Regions from separate parts of the Homo sapiens genome. Here region 2 is linked to region 1. A link is a contact called in ENCODE Hi-C or POLR2A ChIA-PET data. All regions are on one chromosome and are shown on one strand. The core of a region is the stretch at or near the end of the contact, and the rest is flanking DNA. Distances in the headings are between cores, read along the strand shown. Region 1 overlaps AOPEP (aminopeptidase O (putative)). Region 2 overlaps AOPEP (aminopeptidase O (putative)).

Region 1 (3,955 bases), core at 1,025-3,524:
CCAATTCCACGGGGCCTTACAGGGTTTTTATTCTGAGCAATTGTGGGGAGCCATTTGAAGGTTTTAAGTAAGGAGTAACACGATTTGAGGTGTGCCTTGAAAAGATCATGCTGGGTGGATACCCGTTTTGGGGGAACGGGACAGGAAAGGGGCAGGGAAGAGCAGACATACAAGTTAAAAAGCTAATAGAGAAATCTACATGCGAGATAATGGTAGCTTGGACTAGGGTTGGTAACAGTGAGAAGTGTTCAAATTTGGGATATTTTGAAGAGCTGTTGGGATTTTGGAGTGGTTTGTGTCTAAGATGTGAGAGAAAAAGAGGTCAAGAACAATTTCAAGATTTGGTGCCATTTGTTGAGGGAGGGCTGGGCAGGGGAAGAATAAGGTTGTAGGAGAAAATCAAGGTTGGTTTTAAATGTATTGAGTCTGGGCCGGGTGCAGTGGCTCACGCCTGTAATTTCAGCACTTTGGGAGGCCAAGGTGGGGGTGGATCACCTGAGGTCAGGAGTTCGAGACCAGCCTGGCCAACATTGCAAAACTCCATCTCTATTAAAAATACAAGAATTAGTCAGGCGTGGTGTCGGGTGCCTGTAACCCCAGCTACTGGGGAGGCTGAAGCAGGAGAATCACATGAACCTGGGAGGTGGAGGTTGCAGTGAGCTGAGATGGCGCCATTGCACTCCAGCCTGGGCGATGAGAGCGAGACTCCATCTTAAAAAAAAAAAAAAAATTTGAGTCTGAAATGGCTAGTGGAAATACAGCTGGAGTTCATGAGGCAGCCCATGACTAGAGATCTGAATTTGCGGAGCCTTCAGGATACAGATGGTATTTGACGTCATGAAACTGGAGAAGCACAACGTGGAAGGAGGTGGAAAGAAGATCAGTGGTGTGCGGACTGAGCTGTGGTGTCAGGAATATCAGCTGCTGAGAAGTGGAAGTTATGAGGACTGAGGGTGGACTGTGGGATTTGGTTCAGTGGGGGTCACTGGTGACCTGGAAGAAGGCAATTGTGATAGAATATTGGGAAAAGAAGTTTAACTGGAGTGAGTTGAGAGAAGGTGGGGCAAGAAAGTTGAGACATCAAGTACAGGCAGCTCTTTCAGGGAGTCCTACTGTAAAATTAAAGAAATAGGGAAATTGCTGGAGAAGGATGTGAAGCCAAGTGAGGATGTTTTAAGGGAACAGTCTATCAGAGCACATTTGTGTGCTGAAGAGAATAACCTGGGCAAAGAGAAAGAAGCTGGCTGGGCATGGTGGCTCACGCCCGTAATCCTAGCACTTTCCAAGGCCGAGGTGGTGGGAGGATTGCTTGAACCCAGGAGTTCAAGATCATCTTGGAAAACAAAGTGAGACTCCATCTTTACAAAAATTTTAAAAAGTTAGCTTGCGATGGTGGTGTGTACATGTGTTCTCAGCTACTTGGGAGGCTCAGGTGTGAGGATCACTTCAGCCCAGAAGGTTGAGGCTGCAGTGAGCCAGGGATGGCGCCACTGCTCTCCAGCCTGGGTGACAGAGCAAGACTCTGTCTCTGAATGAATGAATGAATGAATGAAGCTGATGAGAATGGAGCGGATAGTGGATGATTGCAGTGACCATATTTATTGAGGTGGTGGGAGGGTGGGGATCTACAATAGGAGTAAAGTGGGTCTTTGATGAGCACACAGAAGGTTTACCCACTATCAAAGATGGGGAGGCACATGTGGAGGTGGCTGCAGGGAGGTTGGTAGATTTGGTGGTTCCCTTTGTACACACACACACACACACACACACACTCTCTCTGTCTCTCTCTCTCTCTCTCTGTCTCTGTCTCTCTCTCTCTCTCCACACATCCCCACCCTCCCACCATGCCTGCAGTGCAGGGTACAAGGAGGAAATGATGGGCTGTGAAGCTGGAAGGGTGGGTGGGGAATGGATATTGTGGAGAAGCTCTTCCATTCACCTAAGGAGTTTGGATCTCATTCTTGGGCAGAGGGGAGCCCTGGTGGCTAGTAATTATGGGAAGAGCCTGATCTTCTGTGGGATGTGGAGGCAGCAGGAACTCCAGTGGGGCAGGGCTGGTTGGGAAAACCTGGGGCACAGAGGCTGCTGCCAGGGCCAGGTGAACTCTACTTCTTTATTCTGTCAATACGTTGTTAACACGTACTTTTCTGAAATTGAATAGATTCTTATAGATGATTGAAGAAAATCAAATTAATTCAAGTAGTCATGAAGCAGAACTATGTTAGCTGCCAGGCAAGCAGCTGATTTCCTTTAATAAGATGAATCATTAATGGGTTGGGAGATTTAGGCCTTCGTGTGCAGTAAGGGAGGAAACAGATATGAGTGGGAGAAAATGTGAGGTATTTTGGAACCACAACAATCCTGTTAGTTACTCTTAATACCCTTAGACCTTCTGTAGGCACTGTTGATATCTTTTAACAGATGAAGGAGGAGAGTCCAGGGCATTTCAGTCACTGCTCATAGCACCCAGAAAATCAGTTGGTAGACCTAGGATTTAAATGGTGTTCTTGAATTTCTAGTTCTTTACTTGGTCCTTGGACTGAAGCAAAGTGAGAAATCTTGGCGATAAACCACCTGCAGGACTGGGGACATATCACTTAGGCTTTAATGTTCAGGTCCACACTATTTCACAAAATTTCTACAATCTAAAGTGGGGATTACTTGGCTACCAGCATCAGGGGAAATGTGACACTGCAGTTACTTATTAGATTCTCATTTTAAGGCCCTCTGTGGAAGAGAGGATCTCACCAGCATATACTTGGTTAATAAGTAAAACATGGATCTTGGGCCAGTGCAGTGGCTCACACCTGTAATCCATCCCAGCACTTTGGGAGGCCAAGGCGGGCGGGTCACAAGGTCAGGAGGTCGAGACCATCCTGGCTAACACGGTGAAACCCCATCTGTACTAAAAATACAAAAAATTAGCAGGGCATGGTGGCAGGTGCCTAGAGTCCCAGCTACTCAGGAGGCTGAGGCAGGAGAATGGCATGAACCCGGGAGGCGGATCTTGTAGTGAGCTGAGATTACACCACTGCACTCCAGCCTGGGCGACGGAGCGAGACTCCGTCTCAAAAAAAAAAAAAAAAAAAAAATTAGCCAGGCATGGTGGTGCATGCTGTAGTCCCAGCTACTTGGGAGGCTGAAGCAGGAGAATCGCTTGAACCCGGGAGGCAGAAGTTGCAGTGAGCCAAGATCACGCCACTGCACCCCAGCCTGGGTGACAGAGGGAGATTCCCACTCAAACAAACAAACAAACAAACAAACCAAAAACAAAAAAACAAAAAAAAAACATGGAGCTTGACTCGGAGATGGTTGTAACTGCTGCACTTCCTCTCCTGTGAATGCCCTACCAAGCTAATAGCCCAGGTAAAAGGGGAAAGCATTATTATAGTGAAGTCTAAACATTTTATTTTGTTTTATTTTTTGAGATGGAGTTTCGCCCTTGTCACCCAGGCTGGAGTGCAATGGCACTGCAGCCTCCACTTCCTGGGTTCAAGCGATTCTCCTGCCTCAGCCTCCCACGTAGCTGGGATTACAGGCATGCATCACCACACCCAGCTAATTTTCTTGGTATTTTTAGTAGAGACGGGTTTTACCATGTTGGCCACGCTGGTCACAAACTCCTGACCTCAGGCGATCCACTCGCCTCGGCCTCCCAAAATGCTGGGATTAGAGGCGTGAGCCACCACACCCGGCCAAGTCTAAATATTTTAAGAGGCATCCTGAGTTCAGAAATGCTAAAATGGGGCAGGGGGTAGGAATAGTAAGGAGAGAAAGTGTGTCTTAGAACTAGGAATTGAGTAGCTTAAATTTTTGTTTAACATGAAATTCTGGAAAAGTTTGTCCTTTAAAAACAAACTTATATTTTCATTGAAGTTTAGTTTTAAGTGTTTTACTGATAATCCTGACTCCAAAGATTGGTTTTAGGGTTAAATGAGATAATGTATGTAAGGCA
Region 2 (3,448 bases), core at 802-3,301, 42 kb before region 1:
TTTGTCACCTTTTAATATAACAGGAGCCATTACTAACTGACCCCCTCCCCTACCCTGGTCCTTTTCCAAATCACTGTTCCAGGGGAGAGGGACTTTAATTCTTTGCTGAGAAAAATCACTAGTTTGCCTTTCAGATGCTTTCCTCAGTGGGTGTGTGTGGGCTTTCAGTTTTTGTTTCATTGTGTTTTTGCCTTCCATGAAGACTGAATCTGCCATATCAGGAACCGTAAAGTATACATTTCTTGACTTGACTACTATGATGTCTGTATGAAGATATGCATGCATTTAAAATGCATCTCTGAAGTACACACAGCTCTCTTCCTGTTGGTTTAATTAATATTCTACTGTTTTCATTGTGTCCTCGTATGTTCTCAGAGTCTCTGCTGGGGATTGACTGGCAAGCCTAGTTTCTTAATTTTGAGAAATAATGAAAGGAGCTCATCATCACACTTACACTCTCTGTTATAACAGCAGTAACGTTAATGGAATCATATTCTAGAACCAGGCATATGACAGTTGCTTAAAAATTAACACCTTAATCTTACCTTTGTATGTGTGTATAGGAAATGCTTTGCTTTGCATTTGTCTCTCAGCAGTTCACAATTACATGTCATGGCATAGTTAGGTTGGCAGAACTACCTAGCTGTCGTCCATATATGTTCTTTTTTTTCCTTGTATTTGAATTTCAAGAATCTCTTGCAACTTATTTCAGAGTGGTTTTCTGTGAAGAGCACTGAAGTTAAAAAACCATGTGCTGTGTAGTTCTGCTTCATGGCTCAGCTGTTCACATGCATCTTCACCCTTCATCCCACTGGGAAAATTGAGGGGAAAAAAATGACTATAGTGTGGCCGATGACAGGTGACAGATTGTTTGAGCTTTTCCCCACCTGTTCTATACCAGATAATCTTGATAATTTGGTTATTGTTTATTTATTCTTGCAATAAATATTTATCAAGCGTATACTGTGTGCCAGATAGTACTTACGATGCAAAGCCTACAAGGGTGAACGAGATAGAGGAGGCCTCTGTCCTTATGAAATGGACATTCTAGTCAGGGGAGAAAATTAGTGTACGTGAAACAAGTAATTAAGATGTATGCTATGAAGAAAATAAAATCAAGTAAGTGTCACAGTGGGAGAATCAATAGCATCGTTAGGGTGAGAGGGAAAAGCTTCCTTAAAGGGTGACATTTGGGCTAAGACTGAAGAATAAAAAGGAATCAGCTTTGTGACCATCTGGTGGAAAAGCACTCCGGTCCACAGGCCTCAAGGTGGGAACCACTCTCATGGGTTGGAGGAGTAGAATGAAGGCCAGGATGGTGGCAGGTCAGTGAGGTCTTAAAATGGCTTTCCTTAGCCCCGTTCTTAGTGAGCTTGGGTGCCAGGAGCAAGTGAGTCACTAAGAAATGGCAAGATTAAGTCAGGTCCATCATTCTAGGCAGACGGGTTATGGGAAGAGATCAAATTTTTTTTTTTTTTTCTTGGGACCGTAGATACCTATACCATCTCCCGACTGGCTAATGAGAACCTGATTGGCTTAGCAGCTGCTGTTCTTGAGCAGAATTCTCCATGGCTGAAGCTATCAGAACACCTGGCACCCAGACGGGCAACCGTCCCTTTGTAGAGAAGGGAGAAGTCTCAGATCACCACGTTTTCTTCCCCTGGCAGCTGTTGATTGATTCTTTGCAAGGGTTTTTGACATCGTTGGTCACAGAGAGGGAAGCTGTGTCTCATCCTAGTTTTATTTGCTCATCCTAGTTTGAAAGGTTTTTTGTTTTTTGTTTTTTGTTTTTTTTTTTAAAAAAAGCAACAACAACTGAATGAAAATAGGATTGACAATTAAAGACCATAGAAAAAATTATCAATTATTAAAATCTTCACAACATGCTTCACTATGAGGAAAAACTATAAAGCTCCCTATTACACAAGGCTTATTCTTAAAAGGTTTGATTGTGCAATAAAAGACTTCTGAATGTTTATACTAGTTCCTGACTATTGCATGCACAATTTTCTTAAGTACCTCAATTTGCAAATAAACGGTATGCACGTACATGCCCAAGAATGAATGTAACCAGCCTTTTCCTCCACTCCCTCCTCCCGGGTTAGACAGGGTGTTGTCCTGTTTATTCTTATCTCCCAGCCAATGTGTAATAGAATAAGCAAAACATAACATGCTGGTACAAAGGGCCTGTTGTTTTCAGCTTTCTAATTATGCTCCTTTCTGCTGGGGAAGGAAGCAGTCATAAATTTCTGTCATTATCTTAAGTAGCAAGGTTTCACAGCTTTGAGAATTTTTCTTTGTTTGTTCTTTGTTGGCTTTACTTGAATTTTTGATCCCTCAAACCAAAACCACCCTACTTTTAAACAATCCTTCTTTAGATTTCAGGGGATGTGACCCCCTGATTTCAAGGCAAGATGCAGCCATAGTGATTCTTTGCCTCAGGAATCAGATTTTGAGCCTTAAATTAGTATGCCTTTGAATTCACCATGGCTGCCAACTTCTCTACTTTCTCCGATGTGCTGCATATTTTTGTTTTGTGTGTGGGTTTTGTTTCTTGTTATTGTTGTCGTTTCTTTCTCAGATTTTAATAAATTCTCAATTTTCTTTCTGCATGGATTGTTTTTTAAAAAGATGTTGAATGGGCATTTCTTTCCCCTGTTGTGTGGTATAACTCTTCTCTGCTTTTTCAAACAGGTGGGTGTGAATGATAGAAAGCAGCTCATACCATCCTTTTTTTCTGTAAAATTTTAATCCCTTGTTTACTGGCAACCCTGCTGTTGCTGTAGAGATGAACAAACAGAATGAGTTGTGAGCTGTGAGGCACATGCAAGGTGATTTATGCCCATGTGTGCTTCCCCTTTGTTGCTTTCTTTGTGTTCACTTTCTCCATTTTCTCTTTTATTTCAATTATCCTTCTTGAGAAAATTATTTGACTTTATTTGCGTCCTATGTTATAGGTAGGGGCTTTCCCCTTCTAATGTGTTCTGGTTCTTTCATTTTTGTGTTCCTGAAATAGTAACTGGTATTCATAAAGTGATGTTCTTCTGGGACCCTGAAAGCCCTTGGCCAGGATTATTTTGTTCGTCTTGACAATACCACTTTGTACTAAGCAAGGTAGGTAGTGAGAATGTGTGTGTATGTTCCATTTTTTACAGAGCGGGTATTAAGAGGATATATAATGTCCCAAAGTCACTTAGAAGCAGGAAGTCAGGGAGACAAGTAAAATGGCCTCATCTTGTGATGGCTGTCAAGAGTCTGGTGGTCCAGACTTAGGCAAGGCTGATGTGTAACTGTTTCTAAGGCAGTGAGTGCTTGATTTAGGGTCTCCACACAGAAACCATACTGACCCTGTGAGTGAAGATATCATTGAAGATCAGCATTCACTGTGGGCTGGCTTTGAGGCAGCCATAGAATCTGGATACCAGGCAAATTCCTGGATCACATGAGT

What was found. A loop is a pair of places that touch in the nucleus more often than their neighbours do. ChIA-PET counts read pairs that join two places held with the same protein, here RNA polymerase II (POLR2A). Pooled maps may share reads with other maps.
Region 2: a loop to region 1 is called in a map of astrocyte of the cerebellum, with 6 times the contacts of the local background. The contact joins two enhancer-like sites. A Hi-C loop is called at or near these places in 7 of 168 maps with a recorded cell type or tissue (astrocyte of the cerebellum, body of pancreas, heart left ventricle and 3 more), 2 of 37 single-sample maps with no recorded cell type and 11 of 50 pooled maps. POLR2A ChIA-PET finds 5 or more read pairs at or near these places in 8 of 52 experiments (A549, Caco-2, MCF 10A and 3 more).

What each region holds. Positions count from the first base shown.
Region 1 is chr9:94,845,382-94,849,336 of GRCh38, forward strand. The region is part of intron 5 of AOPEP (aminopeptidase O (putative)); the gene reads left to right. Among named protein-coding and RNA genes, the nearest start is that of MIR2278, 37 kb to the left of the region's middle. Within about 2 kb of position 2,275, at least 2 of the 41 ENCODE cell types and tissues checked have a DNase peak (open chromatin) inside an H3K27ac peak, as active enhancers do.
Region 2 is chr9:94,803,705-94,807,152 of GRCh38, forward strand. The region is part of intron 5 of AOPEP (aminopeptidase O (putative)); the gene reads left to right. Among named protein-coding and RNA genes, the nearest start is that of MIR2278, 4.5 kb to the right of the region's middle. Within about 2 kb of position 2,052, at least 11 of the 41 ENCODE cell types and tissues checked have a DNase peak (open chromatin) inside an H3K27ac peak, as active enhancers do.